Linked DNA regions of Mus musculus: region 2 is linked to region 1. The links are chromatin loops, found by intact Hi-C in ENCODE. Cell type or tissue: heart. All regions are shown on one strand.

Region 1 (8,000 bases):
ACTACTGAGCCATCTCTCTGGCCTTAGACCCTGGCCTTGAACTCACAATTGCCCTGCCTTCAGCTTCTCAGGTGCTTTATCACAGACATGCATCCCTACACCCAGGGAAACGCCCATTCGTTTGAGTTTGAGAACATGTAGTGCTATGAAGATAAGAGTGGCCTTTAACTCAAAATGTTCCTCCTGTCTTTACCGCCCAAGTGCTGAGATTTCAGGCATATGTCATCATACTGAAATGGCCATCTTTACTAGGTGTTCCAGGTTCCCTAGGCTTTCTCAGCGGGACCCAGCCCACCCGGGGTCGTCCAGCCCTTTAATCCTATGAAAGTATCTTCCTGAGTCCTAAGGAATAAGCTGTGTTAGGGTAACCCAAGACCATCTTGTAAGGGATCAAGCTCTTGGCGCTGTGCATCTCCACAAAGACCTTAGGAAGGGGACAGTGGGACAGAAGGCAAGTAACCAGTGTATGCGACCGTGGACACCAGGTCGTCAGAGGGTCTGCATTCTTGGAGTGAGCAGGATCACAAGAAACCTCGACTCTGCCTGTTACCTTATGGACACGGACAACCTCCGGTTGTCATCTCCCTTTCCAGTCTAAAGGCCACCGCTGCCCTGGTGTTTTAGGGACAAGATAGCCCACTCTCCTAATGGCCTGCCTGGCCCCATCTGAGCACCTTGGCTTGGCCAGAATCATCCCATTTTGTTTTGTGTGCTTAGGGACCAGTACCTTACTGGCTGCCAGATGACACAGCTTGGGTAACAGGCCCTGCCTGTCTGCCATGGTATCCCCAACTGCAAGGAAAGGGAAGTGGGGAGGGCAGATTTGGGGGCAGCAGTCATTCCTGACTAGGAAGTGGGAGGTATGACAGCTGAGCTGGGCAAAGAATAATGGTGTATTTTGAAGTCACTCTGATGGACGGCACTAAAAGTTAGTCTAGAAATTAGAGTGGTGCTGGAGGGGTGAGGCAGGGGAGTCACTCCAAAGGAAAGTTACACTTTCAGACTACTGAAAAACTCAAGCAGCAGAGGAAAAGCTGCCTCAAAACTCCCAGTGCAGATGTTTGTGGACCTTTGTGGTGGCATTATGCTCTGAAACATCTGTGGGAAGTTGAAAACACATCGTCACCTAACCTGTGGCCCATCATAGCTTAGTAAGACAGCATACTGCAGAGTGCCAGAAGCTGTCTCAGTACTACACAGCGCATCCCATGGGAAAGGACTGTATCATCTATCACCAGCCCAGGGAAAGACCACATCCAAAATTCACAGTATACTTTTCTATTCTGTATCACTTCACACTATTGAGGACCACCACACCACATCACCTAAGTCAGGGACCTGCCTTTAGTTGGTTTTCAAGTAGACACTTTATTAAAGGATAGCATACAAGTGCATGCACCAAGCACAGGAATAACACATAAAGACTACACACCTTTTCTTCATTTTTTATAAACAAGATCATATCGCGGGCTGGAGAGATGGCTCAGTGGTTAAGAGCACCAACTGCTCTTCCGAAGGTCCTGAGTTCAATTACCAGCACCCACATGGTGGCTCACAACCACCTGTAATGAGATCTGACGCCCTCATCTGAAGACCGCTACAGTGTACTTAGATATAATAAATAAATCTTTAAAAAAAAAATCATATCACCCACACTAGCATAAAATTTGCTGTGTAGCCAGGAATGCCTTTGAACTTCTGATCGTCCTGCCTCCACTTCCCCAGTGCTGAGATTATAGCTTGATGCCACCATGGCCAGTTTATGATGTGCTGGGAATGAAACCCAGGGCCTACCAGCTGAACTACATCCCGAGATCTTTGGGAATTGAGTCAGGGTCTATGTGGCCCAGAATGGCCTCAGACTCTTCTCTTCTCTTCTCTTCTTAGCCTGCCAAGGGCTGGGCATGCGAGCACCGGATACCAGACCTGGCCTTAAAGTGAATTTTCTTGAAGTGACTGTAGAATCAGAAACAGATTAAGAAACATCATTCTGAGAAAACCGGGACTTCCTGTGTGCCCCATAGTTACTGTCTCTTCTCTACGGCCAGGATCCCCATGGCCTGGCACTGAGATCTCACAGGGACAGAATGCATAAAAGTCAAGTGCTGGTTTCCTGCCGGACTTTTGGTCGTTTCTACCTGGGGCTGTAAGAGTTCAGAGTGTGGTGAGGCACCTTAAAACGCACTGAGCGTGTGGTTTTAGGAGGTTACAGCAGGTGCTGTCGGGTAGAGAGCAGGCTAGTCTCCAGTTGAGGATCTGGTGCTGTCCTTCTAAGGCCACACAGGATAGGTCAGTGTTTGCCCAGAGGAAAACAGAAGGGAGTGTTTTTCTATGGGAAGAGTCTGCTTATGTTAACTGAGGCAGCCTGGGGCTGCGAGGCTGCATTGCTGGTCTGACTTCTGGGCACCAAGGGGCTCCTTCCAGACTCAGACTGTTGCCTGGCATACTGCTCCAGGCAGTCCAATCATGCCAGCAATTTGAGCAGGCAATCGACAGGCCAGACCTCCTGATGTCCTTTAAAAAGAAATCATAAATTGGCTCTTAACGATCCCTATCAAATGAAGTTACATCAGAGGTGACTTGTCCAGAGGCCCGCTAAAGAAACAGAGTGCCCTGCAGGAAGAAATCACTTCACACCACTTGAAGCCTGATTAAAATGTGCCAAGCCAGGCAGTGGCTTTGTGCTTGTGATGAGTATACACTAAGTCCTGTGCTAGATGACTGTGCCGACTCCAGGCAACCCAGAGGCTGAGGTCACGGCCCAGGTGCCTCCAGCCTGCCTCTGGCTGAGAGTGTATCTATCAGGTGAATTCCAGTATTCGGGAGATGCTGGCCTGTGGCAGTCCTGGCCCAGGCTTCAGCCTCAGAACACACACTAGCATGTGAGGCACTTCCTTTGAATCTACAAGTGCCCAAGACTACTGAGAAACTAGGAAGCTTTCTAGGACTTGGAGACAGCTTGGCTTGGCTCCAGAGCATTAGATGACATTCTTCTGTCCTCTGCTGGGTGCTGCTGAGTTAGCTCCATGTGCTCAGAGTGATCTCAGAGGAACAGCACGGAAAGACTTTAAGATGGTAGAACTTTTAGAATTCCAGAAAGGTGGTCCTGACACACCCGTGACCTGCCACACACCTGCAGAACGTGGACAGACCCTCATTTCAGAAGCCCCCACCCCTTGTTGGTCTTTCCTTCCCCAGCACTGAACCCAGAACTCCTACATGCAAGGGTAAGTGCTGTATCAAGCCACTCCCCAGGTCCCCAGATGGCTGGCGTCTGCAGTTAGCATCAGTCTCCCAAACTAAGTAACCTTCATGTCATTATTGAGGATGCCACTTTAAAAAGGGGTGTGTCCTCTTTAGCTTTCACCTTTCTTACTCTCTAGTCCTCCTTCTCTCTTTCCCTTCCCCTTTCCCCCTTTCTCCACGTGGCCATGGCTGGCCTCTCCTTCTACCTTCTTTCTTCCTGCCTTTCTACAATAAAGCTCTAAAACCGGGAAAAAAAAGTCCAAGGAAATAAAAAGGGGTGTGGAGCCCAGTCACCATAGCACCACAACGTGGGTCTGAGGCCCTATCTGTAAGTGTTTCCTTCCACGCTATGCTCTGGTGTTGTGTTTAAATTCAGTAAGACCTGAGTTTCTGAGCATCCAGGATGTTCCATACTGACCTGTGTGTGAACAGTCGCCACACTTGAAGGCATCTAGTCCCCCAGTTTCTGAAATGCTCTAAGTTCTAAACTGTTTTCTCTCCTTTGCTTATTCTTTTGAAATACTTTAGATATGAGGTAGTCATCTCAATGTGAGATCACAGGATACTTTTAAACATGAATAGCTTTGAAGATGTATTTTTACGTGTGTGTGCTTGAGCCTGAGTGCAGATTCCAGGATCCAGATCCCCTGGAGCTGGAGTTATAGGTGCTTGTGAGCCTCTGTGTAGGTGCTGGGAACTGACCTCGATTATCTACACCAACAGCATCATTCACGGATCCCTATCTCCAGCCCCACGGGTGGCTAAACTTACCTCTGCCTGTCTTTACCTGTGGATCTTATAAAAAGAGTGTACCGATTTCAAGCCTTCCATAATCTTTGTCCTTTCCAGAGCGATGCCAACGGGACCGCAAAGCCGCCATTCCTCAGGTATGTATACCCTGTGCACAAGGTCAGTGGAACGTTGTCCTGTCTGCTAGGAAGTGGCCAGTGGTGCCCCATAGGCCTTTCTCAGACAGAGGAAACTGAGGCCACCCTTCTTGTCACCACTAGTTTTACAGTCCAGGAATGGGGTGGAGAGGGACAGAGCAGAACCCATGGCAGGGTAGCCTGTCCCACAGGAGACTAAAGCAGCCTGTGTGACTTGTTCCCTAGCGAGGCATAGTAAGCTGCCGCACACTTCTGTGTTCAGAACGGGCAGTCCTGGGTGTGTATGCAATATTGAATAATTTTTGCTACACAAGCATAAAAAGGACCTGAGTCCAAACCCCCAACACCCAGAGCATGCATCTGTAACCCCAGCACACCCCAGCACCAGAGGGGAAGACAGACAGATTATTTTGGGCACTTGGTGGTCAACCCACAGAAACACTCAATTCCAATCTCAACACCCCATAATGTACACAACATCAAAGTCCTGCCATGGAGGTCTTTTTTCTTTTTCTTTTTTTTTTTGGGGGGGGGGGGGTTGAATATGTCAATTTTTATACTTTCCTCCCCTATAGTGGAGAAAACCCCTTTGCCACCGTGAAACTCCGGCCAACAGTGACAAATGACCGATCAGCACCGATCATCCGATGAAGATGCAGGGGACAGTGCCAGTCCCTCTACTCGAGTTCTCACCCACAGGGCGATAGGTATACATTGCTGGACAGCAGGCACTGTCAAAGATTGCAGAGTGCCTGATGTCAATGAAGCCCCACTTGAGCAAATCAATGTACTTTCTCAGATTGACAGAGGTGGGTTTACACATTTCTGTCTTTAAGGTAAATGAGTAGCTTAGTGAATAAATCAATCATTTGAAATATTTTCTTTTCTATTCAAAAAGCAGTAAATTTGGCTCAAATTTTTAAATTTTTATTTTTAAGGAAATAGCCAGAATAAGGGATAGTCGGTGTATGCTTTTATGTCTGGCTTTCTGTAGCTGAATGCAAATAAGACCAGAGTTTTATTTTATAAAGCCTGTGTTCTTAAGTAGCATTATGATGTTCATTATATTATGTAAGTTTGCATCAGAGCATGCAAATCCAGTAAGCAGTGTAAATTATGAAAATATATTAAATATTTTTTAAATGACCCAATTTTTACCTTTTGATTAAACAAGTAGAACTCCAACCTCATTGACAGGCATTGCTGCAGAGCTGAGACAGTCAGCCTGCTTCATTGGCACTTGTAAATTTATCTCCAGGAGTTACTGAATTCAGTGTTACAAAGGTTGCCAGCAGGGGTCTCAATACGTCTGAGGGCTCTGTACAAACCAAACCAGGTAACCAAAGCCCCGTCATGGTTCTGGGGTCACCTCCTGTCACTCATTTTTTAACCAGCCACTGGCCTGTAAATAGCGATTCTGAAGCCTGGTGGGCAGGAGGGTGGGCCTGCCATTCCAGCCCAACACTGTCCCATGCGCAGACCAACATCTGCTCAGGCCACTGCATAGAGCCTTGAGCCAGAGGTCAGGCTGCCCCTACCTGCCCAAGATGTAGACCTTGTCTAGAATAGCAAATAATTAAAACCCATCCTCAGGACAGTCACTGTTGATAGAAACTTGCTGCTTATCAGATTCTCAGATCTCACCGAGAAATTATCCCCAAATTGGTCCGGGTCTATGTACAGGAAACGCCGTCCTTTCCAGCTGGGCCAAGCAGTGGCAAGCTCCCATGGGAGAGCAAGCCTGATGGCCCCATCAAGGGTAACTTAGTACAGGCCTGCCCATGCCAGTGACCTCCCTAAAGTACAGAGCCTGGGTCATGCCATCCATTACCACCGTGTTAGGCAGGTGTCCTGGCCTGATAGGGGAAATACAGTCCATGTTCTCCCTGTGACCAACCTATGTGCAGGATAAGGTGGGAAGTGGGCTGAGGACTCATGTCCTGGCTCCGCACACGAGTACAGGAACCAGTCTGCTGTGCCCTCCTAGCCCTGGGTCTCCCTCCCTTACGCGAACTTACCTTGACTGCAGACACAAAGGTTAACATTTGTTTAATGTTAATAATAAAAGAGATTTGAAACACATTTGAGCTGTAAGTGGTACCTGAGGACCAGAAGATGGCCATGGGCGGCCTCTGCATGTGACATTTCCCATGGCGAGACTTCCAGGGGGCGGTGCGTAAAAACCCATGGTCGAGCAGAACAAGCTACACAATGGTATGAATCTCATTTATTTAAAACAGTATTTCTCACCATTCTCAAAGTGAAGACTGCAAAAAATAGAAGCAGCACGTTACCCTTAGCCTTGGGGGCAGGTCGCTGCCTTCCACCTCTGCGTCACCCCTATGCCAGTCTAGCCCGCCACACTTTACAAAACAGTCCAGAAGCTTAATCAAATAAAACTATTGTACACAACATTTACATTAGAAAACATAGCTGAATGTAGGAAAACTGGGTGTGCTGTTCCCTCTAAGTAAAGACCGCTCCACAGTTGGGGCATCTTCGCTTCCTCAGTGCAAAGCAGCAGAGGAACCCAAAAGGGAACAGGACGATGGCCAGGAAGATGCCCAGGCAGGTGAAGCAGTACTCCAGGACACCAACCCTGCGGGGAGAGAGAGGCAACCAAGTTAGGACCCCACCCCCAACCTGACAGCCCATGGGTCATAGGGCGGCACGGAAGGGGACCTCACCACCTACAGAGCACCTGCCCGACCTGCAGGGGAATGTGCTCAGTCGGAACAAGCAACTAACTCACTCACTCTCTCTCTCTCTCTCTCTCTCTCTCTCTCTCTCTCTCTCTCTCTCTCACACACACACACACACACACGTACACACACACGTACACACATGCGCGCCCGCGCGCGCAACAGCCTAGGGCTAGAGTGCATAGAACTAGCTGGAACCAGTATAAACTGCCAGTGCTACCAAGGGCATCCTAGACAAACAGGGTAAAAGGTATCACCTAACGTGAATAAAGACAAGAACTTTCCGTTACACACTTACAAAAGGGGTGAGGTGGGGCTGCTGAGATGGCTCGGCAGGAAAGGACTTGCCACGGAAACCTGATGGCCTCAATCATCAGGTTGTCAAGTTCAGCCCCTCACAGGATGGAGAGAGAGAAGCAACTCCGTGGAGCTCTCCTCTGACTCTGCCTTCATACCCAACAAAAACAAGAGTGACCCAAGTGAGTCGATAAAAATTCCTACAGCGCTGGAAAACAAGACACCGCAGAAATGAAACCCACTCTAGTGTGCCTGCTGTGCTGGGGACGGAAGCCAGAGCCTCCTGAGTAGCAGGCCAAGTGCTCTGTCCACAGGCCCAGCATGCTTCTCCAGGGCTGCAAAGTCTTCTGTCCTCTAAGTGTTTAAAGAGCAATCATTTGGTTGGTGTGAAGTTAAGGAAAGCAGTCGGCCACGTTCACACACGCAGAAAGTCACTTGAGAGCTTGTAACGCCTCCTATTCAGTCTGCTCCCTACAAGCACAAGGTGGGACCCAAAGACATGGCTGCCAGGCAAAGCCGGAATCAAAATACACCCAGTGCCTGATGGGATCTCTTCTCCACGTAACTCCATCAGTGCCTGATGCGATCTCTTCTCCACGTAACTCCATCAGGCTCAAGAGCTTTTCAGAGTCCCAAAGCTCTAGACACCAAGCCTCACTTCTACCAGACACACTCTGTACTGGCTGGTTTTGTGTCAACTTGACACAGCTGGAGTTATCACAGAGAAAGGAGCTTCATTTGAGGAAATGCCTCCATGAGATCCAACTGTAAGGCATTTTCTCAATTACTGATCAAGGGGGAAAGGCCCCTTGTGGGTGGGACCATCTCTGGGCTGGTAGTCTTGGTTCTATAAGAGAGCAGGCTGAGC
Region 2 (8,000 bases), 110 kb before region 1:
CTTCTGCATGAGTGGCAGGCACTTCACCTGCTGAGCCACCTCTCCAGCTCCTCTTTACGAATGTTTATTAAGATTTATTTTCATCCATTTACCTGTATGTGTCTGGGTCCAAATGTGTGTGGAGGGTGCAGTGGTCTGAATAAGCATAGTCTCCACGGGCTCCTTTATTTGAATGCTTTGTCACTCGGGAGTGGCACTGTTTGAAAGGATTAGAAGGATTAGGAGGTGTGGCTTTGGTGAGGAAGTCTATCACTGGACAAGGCCTTTGAGGTTTCAAAAGCCCAAGCTAAGCCTAGAGCATCTTTCCCTGCCTACAGCTCAGGATGTAGCTCTCAGCTACTGCCCCAGTGCCTTTCTGCCTGCTACCATGTTCCCTGCCATGATGATAATGGATTAAATCTCTGAAACTCTAAGCAAGCTAAATGCTTAAATGCTTTCTCTTATAATAGTTGCCCTGGTCAAGGTGCCTCTGCACATTAATAGAACAGAGACTAAGACAGTGAGTGGACCTGTGCACACAACAGCCAAAAGATGGCATTGGATCATTTGGAGCTGGAGGTATAAGTATTTACCAAATGCCCAGCTTGTTACGTGGTGGCTGAGATTCTGAATTCTGGCTCTCATAATTGCACAGCGAACTCCTGGGACCACTGAGAACTCTCTATGTGTCTGTCTATCTCCTTTCCTCTACCCTTTCCCCTCCCCTTCCCCTCCCCCTCCCCCTCCCCTCCCCCTCACTCTCCCCCCTCTTCCTCCTCCTCTCCCCCTCTCCCCCTCTCCCTCTCCCCATCCCTCTCTCCTTCTCTGCCTTCCCATCTCTGTGTCACTGTCTCTGTCTTCCTGTCTCTGTGTCTCTGTCTCTCCCCCATCCCTCTGACTCCCCTGCCTCCACCTCCTGAGTGCTACAATTCTTTCTTTTTTTTTTAATAATTTCCTTTCTCAGTAAATAGGAAGCTTATCAGTCAGTTCCTTAGGGAAGACAGAGCTTTTGCAAGAACTTAACTAAAGAAAATAAATTGAAACAAAATGTCTTGCTCAGAAGAGAGGTACCATGACTCAGTGTAAGAGGCAACATCCTTGACATTCTATGTGCGTGTTCATGTGTGTCCACCTCACACATGTGGGAGACAGAGGCCAACCTTGGGAGCATCTTCTTTGTTCGCTTTTTACATGGTGGGGTTTTTGGTTGGTTGGTTGGTTTGGTTTGGTTTGGTTAGTTGGTTCTTGGGTTTTTTTGGTTTGAGGGTTTGTTGGTGGTGGTTGGTTGGTTGGTTGGCTGATACAGCATCTCCCACTAATGATCTAGATTGGCTGTCCAGGAGACCCAGGAGACCCTCTGCCTGTGCCTCCTCAGGGCTGAGATAACTACTGTGCCTGGCTTTGCCTTCTGGGTATCAGGATCTCACCCTTGCAAAGCAAGCACTTGACCAATTGAGCCATCTCAGGGCTGGAAAGATGGCTCAGTGGTTAAGAGCACTAACTATCCATCCAAAGGATTCCTGTTCAATTCCCAGCACCCACATGGCCACTAAGAATGGTCAGTTCCAAAGGGATCCATTGCCCCCTTCTGGCCGCCATGGGTACTGCATGCACAAAATACCAACTGAGCCACCTCCTCAGCCTCCTCTGACCTTCTTAAGGCAAACAGCAAGTACTTTCCCTGATACTGAAAGGCGCTGATAGGCTAGCCACATCGTTTTCCATAACCATCATTTGAACTCATAATCTGCCCCCCTCTTGAAAACCAATAGGGAGGTGTGTTTACTTATTTGATTATTTGTGTATGTGTGTACATGTAGGCTCATGCATATGGAGGGCCACAAACAAACTGGGTACTTAGTTCTCTCTTTCCACCATGTAGGTATCAGGAATCGAACTCAGGTCATCAAGCTTGGTGGCAAGTGCCTGTACCTGCTGAGCCCTCATGGTTTAATCAAGAGTCGATCTATAACATGGACTCTTTTCAAATCAAGTGCCCATGAATAACATTTATGTTCCTTTCTCCTTTAAAAACAAGAACAACAACAGCAACATTGGTGTGTGTGACGTGTATGGTTCCTATGTATCAGTGCAGGCCGTGTGTCCCATAGCATGTGTGTGGAGGACACAGGAGAACATCCTTGCTCCTTAACTGTGTGAGTCTCTTAACTCTGAGTCTCTTGTTTGACACTCCATACTACAGGCCACGTGGCTCACAAGCATCCAACAGTTCTCCTGTCTACACCTCCCATAGCTGCATGGGAATGTGGAATTACAGACCTGTGCCACCATGTTTAGCTTTCCACGGGGATCCAAACTCAGGTCTTCAGCTTGTAAGGCAAGCCCTTTACCCACGGAGCTGTCTACTAGCACCACTGTTTTATATTTTTAATTAGCGTGTATTTATTGTAAAAAGTAACAGCTCTGATGATCCTCATCACTCTCTTCCCTTACCTTCCCCATTCACAAGTGTCCTCTCTCTTCCCAAATAACCATTCCCCCCCCCCAACTCTCACCTCCTAAAATGTCTGCACATGACATGTGCAGCCTTTCCAAGCCTGGCTCATTTTGCTTAACACAATGAACTCCAGTCCCATCCAGTTTTCTGCAAATGGCATAATTTCATTCTTTATGCCTGAATAATAGTCCATTTGAAGCCAGGCTGTGGCGGCACACACCTTTAATCCCAGCAAACTGGGATGCTGAGGCAGGTGAATCTCTGAGTTCCAGATCAGCTTGGTCTACAGAGGGAGTTCCAGGATAGTAGGGGCTACACAGTGAATTTATTTATCAAATAAATAAATAAATAATAAATAAATAAATAAATAAATAAATAGTCCAGGAGGTGTGCTATAGCAAGGGCCACAGACAGGAACCTAGCACAGCTGCCCTCGGAGAAGCTCAACAAGTAGTTGACTGAGACAGAGGTAGATACTTGCACCCAACCAATGGTCTGAAGTTAGGGACCCCCGTGGTTGAATTAGGCTGGAAGAAATTGTGGAGGAGGGTGACCCCATGGGAAGACCTCAACTAGCCTGGGCCCCTGAAATCTCTCAGACACTCAGCCACCAACCAGGTGGCATACCAGTGGCTGGTCCGAGGCCCCAGAGACATATACAGTGGAGGACTGCCTGGTCTGGACTCAATGAGAGAAGACACACCTAACCCTCGAGAGACTTGAGGCTACAGAGAGTAGGGAGATCTGGTGGGGTGGGGTGGGGTGGGGTGGGGTGGGGTGGGGGGAGGAGGAATGGGAGGAGGGACTGTTGAAGAGCAGAACAGGATGGGGATAACGACTGGACTGTGTGGAAAGATCAAAAATAATAATTTTAAAAGTCCATTAGATTTATTGTACCATATTTTCTTTACCCATTAATCTGTGGATGGACATAGAGGCTAATTCCACAGCTTGCCTATTATGAATAGGGTCACAACAAACATGGCTGTCAGGCATTAAACTTTTACCTTTTTTTTAAAAAGTTTTATTTATTTATTATATGTAAGTACACTGTAGCTGTCTTCAGACACACCAGAAGAGGGCATCCGATTTCATTACAGATGGTTGTGAGTCATCATGTGGGTGCTGGGATTTGAACTCAGGACCTCCAGAATAGCAGTCAGTGCTCTTAACCGCCTAGACATCTCTCCAGCCCAAACCTCTACTTTTTATGTTCTTAATCATGCATATATGTGTGGTGAGGGTGTGTGTTTCTAAATGTGGATGCAGTACCCACAGACCCCAGAAGAGGGTGTTGGGTCCCCTGAAGCTGAAATCACAGGCAATTGTAACTTCATACATGACCAATGACATCGGGGCTGGGAGATAAAGTCTGGCCCTCTGCAAGGGCAGTATGTAAAAGCTTGACTTTTGAGCCCCCTCTCCAGCCCCAGACATTAAGCTTTTACTATTGTCTTTCCATCCAAGACTCCCAACTTTATAATCTCCAATCTCCAGACTTATATGTCTAGGTCCCTACCACACCGCCACCTCAAATCTAACAGACATCTAAACTCACCACAGCCATGGCTGATCTCTGGCCCGGTAGCTTGGTAGCTTGAACCTGCTCCGTAAGCCACCTCATTTCGCCGCTTCCCCCAGCAGATAATAAATCCATCCACTCATTTGATGAGAGCAAAAGCCAGAGTTTAAGCTGTTTTTTCTCCAAATCAGTCCTGCAAAGTGCTTGGTTCTGTCTTAAAAACGTATTTGGGATTTGTTCTTCTGGTCACTTTTAGCACAGCTGCTATCCTGGCCCAGTGTCACATGATCGCTGACACCCGGAACCGGCAGGACCTTCTTAATCAGGTCCCCACTTCCATGTTGCCCTATTACAGATTTTCCAAATCACAACACCTCAAAATTGTAAGCTGGGACTGGGAATATGGCTCAGAAATAGAGCATTTGTCTAAAATCCTCTAAGGATGGGCTGGGGGTGTGGCTCAGTGGTAGAGCCCCTGCCTAGAATCCCCCAGTGAGGGGCTGGGGGTGTGGCTCAGTGGTAGAGCCCCTGCCTAGAATCCTCCAGTGAGGGGCTGGGGGCGTGGCTCAGTGGTAGAGCCCCTGCCTAGAATCCCCCAGTGAGGGGCTGGGGGTGTGGCTCAGTGGTAGAGCCCCTGCCTAGAATCCCCCAGTGAGGGGCCGGGGTGTGGCTCAGTGGTAGAGTTTTGCTGAGTATGCAGAGTTCTCCGTTTCATTCCTATTACGGGAGGACAGGGAGAGAGAAAGGAGGGAGAGAGATCATGTCACGTTTGTGCTGACGTCCTCATAGCTTTCAGTGAACATGATAAAGTCCTCATGTGACCACTAGACTGCACAATCCTTGGCCTTTGTTACTGTCTGACTTCACCCTTCCCTCTGCCCTAGTAACATTATCTTTTCTGTGCTTCGGACACATAGCTTTGTCCTGGTTGTCCTCTTGACCCAGACACCTGTGTGACTTGCTATCTTTCTAGATACCAGCCTGCCTTGTTTCCGCCATTAAAAGTCCCTTTTCACCCTCTCTTCACTTCCTCCTCATCCTCTGGACACCACTCATCCACATCATCTCCTTTTTAGTAATTCAATTTCTCCTTAGGACATTCCACACGTGTAGGAATTTCCACACCCTCTCCCATTCAACATTTTCTTTTTCTTCGTGTGTGCTTGTGTGTGTGCACGTGCATGTGTACACGTGTATGTGTGTGGTATGGTGTGTGTGGTGTGTGTGTTTGTATGTGTGCACATGTGTGTGCACTCACATGTGTGTGTGATGTGATATGTGTGTATGCGCACATGCGTGCGTGCGTGCGTGCGTGTGTGTGTGTTTGTGTGTGTGTGTGTATACACACACGTGGATGTGTATGTGGTATGGTGTGTGTGTGGTGTGGTGTGTGTGTGTGTGCACATGTATTATGTGGTGTGTGTGTGTCTGTGTGTGCACACATGCATATGTGCGTGCATGTGTGCGTGCACACTCTCGAGTGTATGTGCTTGTGTGCGAGTGTGCATGTGTGTGAGTGCACGTGTGTGTGGTATGTCCTGCTCTGTCACTCTCCACATTATTTGTTTGAGACTGGGTCTGTCACTGAATCTGGAACTAGACTGGCAGTCGGCAGGCAGAACTCTGTGGTCTCCCTCTCTCTGCCCCCCGACAGTATTAGGGTTACAAATGATGTGCATGGCTAGCTGGGGATTCGAACTCAGATCTTCACCCAAGTGCAGCCAGCACCTTTACCCTGAGTCATCTCCCCAGTGCCCTCAAGGTTTTATTTTCTTATTGCTCTGATCTCCTTCTTGCCAGCTATATACTCATACCATATTACATGCTGATCATTGTGTGATTCAGATTATTCTCAAGTAACAAATATCCCTAAAATTCATTTTTAAAAATGTTTTTAGATGGGTGTAGTAGCTCCGGACCATAATGTCAGCAATGGGGAGGCTGAGGCTGGAGGATCACTGAGAGTTTCAGGCCATTCTGGACTTCATAGTGAGACCCCGCCCTCAAAAAAATGTTTACAGATTGTGATGGTTTGAGCAGGCATGGCCCTCATGGACTCATGTGTTTGAATGCTTGGCCCACTATTAGGAGGTGTGGCCTTGTTGGAGTGGGTGTGGCCTTGTTGGAGGAAATGTGTCATGGGGGGGCGGGGAGGGGCCTTTGAGGTTTCCTGTGCTCAGACCCCACCCAGTGCGGATGAAGTCTCCTCCCTGGCTGCAGAAGACAGACTCCTCCTGGTTGCCTTTGGTCAAGATGTAGACCTCTCAGCTCCTTCTCCAGAGCCATGTCTGCTTGCACTCTGCCCTGATGATGGACTGAACCTCTGAGCCTGTAAGCCAGCCCCAATTCAATGTTTTCCATTATTAGAGCTACCTTGATCATAGTGTCTCTTCACCATAAAACCTTAACTAAGACATAGATGGTCCTCAACTTATGATGGTTTGACTTTATGATGGAGCAAAAGGGACATGCTGGGTCAGCATGATGGCTTAGCAGGTAATGATGCTTGCTGTGCAAGACTGACAACATGAGTTCAATCTCCAGATCCCAGGAAAATGTGGAAGGAGAGATGGCTTCAGAAAATGTTCTCTGACCTCCAAACATGTGCCATGGCCTGCATTCTCCCCATATCATCATCATCATCACCACCACCACCATCAGCACCAGCACCATCAGCACCAGCACCATCAGCATCAGCACCATCAGCACCAGCACCATCAGCACCAGCACCATCAGCACCAGCACCATCTGCATCAGCACCATCTGCATCAGCACCATCAGCACCAGCACCATCAGCACCAGCACCATCAGCACCAGCACCATCTGCATCAGCATCACCAGCATCATAACAACAACTACTATAAAGAGTAAAACATTTTTGTTAGAGACCCAATTTCTCTTTGTAACCCTGACAGTCCTAGAAGTCATTATGTGGAGCAGGCTGGCCTCCAACTCACAGAAATCTCTCTGCCTCTGCCTCTGCCCCTGCCCCTGCCCCTGCCCCTGCCCTTGCCCCTGCCCCTGCCCCTGCCCCTGCCCCTGCCCCTGTCCCTGCCTCTGCCTCCCAAGTTCTGAGATTAAAAGTGTGTCCCACTATACCCAGCTTAATAATCCTTTCTTAAGGATAATAAATATTCAGTAGAAACTGTACTTCATGCCAGGCCTAGGTTACCTCCCTATAAGTTACTGGTTAGGGAGGTCCAGAGGCATCTATTGCCATAGATCTTTGCTGTCCTCCAGATGGTAAGACCCCATCACTGACCCCCCACTTCTCTATGTGCCTGACATAGAGAAATCAAACTGGACCTGAGCTGAAAGCTTCCTCCCTACTGACTAGCTTTCACAGTACCAGAAGGTGTTGTGGGGGAGAAAAGTCACCAAGGGTGTCTCTACAGGCAACCTGACATGCTACAATACCAACCTGCCAGGCAAGATGTTCCCCCTGGAGCAACAGGGGCATGAAGGTTACGAGGAAGACCAGCCACGTTTGGATCAGACTTGAGGTCTGCTCTATAGGAAGATGCCTAGAACTGTCAATCTGGTCCAAAGCCCATGCTTGAGAAGTCAGAAGACCTGGGGAGGGACCTGTCACTTCCTAAACATTGATCGTTGCTCCCATAGATGAGTGTGGCCCTCCGCCTTGCCATAGAGGCTTCTCTCTGCAGTGGTCAGCAATGAAAGCAGACTCATAACCAGTTAAAGTGCTAAGAGTAATTGAGAGTCCAGTGCTCAGCCCTACATCTGTGGGACATCTGTACCACACACCCTGCCACCAAGGCTCAGGGGACATCATGGAAGACATCATGGGTGTGTGGTGGTTTGAATATGCTTGGCCCAGGGAGTGGTACTTTTAGGAGGTGTGGCCTTGTTGGAAGAAGTGTGTCGCTGTGGGAGTAGGCAATGAGACCCTCCTCCTAACCACGTGGGAGCCAGTCTCCTCCTAGAGGCCTTCAGATGAAGGTGTAGAACTCTCAGCAAACAAAGTCTTCCATATTCCTATTAGGCTGGCCCATTAAACCTCACTTACGGCATTCCATTGCT

Evidence for each region. A loop is a pair of places that touch in the nucleus more often than their neighbours do. Peaks named below come from ENCODE experiments on the same cell type or tissue, not always from the same donor. Only the 100,000 strongest peaks of a DNase experiment are listed, where the experiment ranks them.
Region 2: a loop joins it to region 1, with 2.5 times the contacts of the local background. A loop is called at or near these places in 5 of 42 quality-filtered maps.

Annotation. Positions count from the first base shown.
Region 1 is chr5:144,262,741-144,270,740 of GRCm38, reverse strand. It overlaps Bri3 (brain protein I3), which reads right to left. Exons shown (of 3, transcript NM_018772.4): 3 at 6,168-6,732. The coding sequence ends at 6,600. Baiap2l1 (BAI1-associated protein 2-like 1) reads left to right here. Exons shown (of 14, transcript NM_025833.3): 13 at 4,096-4,133; 14 at 4,709-6,216. The coding sequence ends at 4,784. It overlaps Gm38675 (a long non-coding RNA gene), which reads right to left. Exons shown (of 2, transcript XR_868679.3): 2 at 6,922-7,282. Among named protein-coding and RNA genes, the nearest start is that of Gm38675, 8.3 kb to the right of the region's middle. In heart, a CTCF peak has its summit at 3,005; DNase peaks (open chromatin) are centred at 2,790 and 3,060; H3K4me3 peaks cover 232 bases; H3K27ac peaks cover 1,777 bases.
Region 2 is chr5:144,377,703-144,385,702 of GRCm38, reverse strand. No RefSeq gene overlaps it. Among named protein-coding and RNA genes, the nearest start is that of Baiap2l1, 24 kb to the right of the region's middle. In heart, CTCF peaks have their summits at 1,580 (motif pointing left) and 3,709 (motif pointing right); no DNase peak of the experiment used is centred here.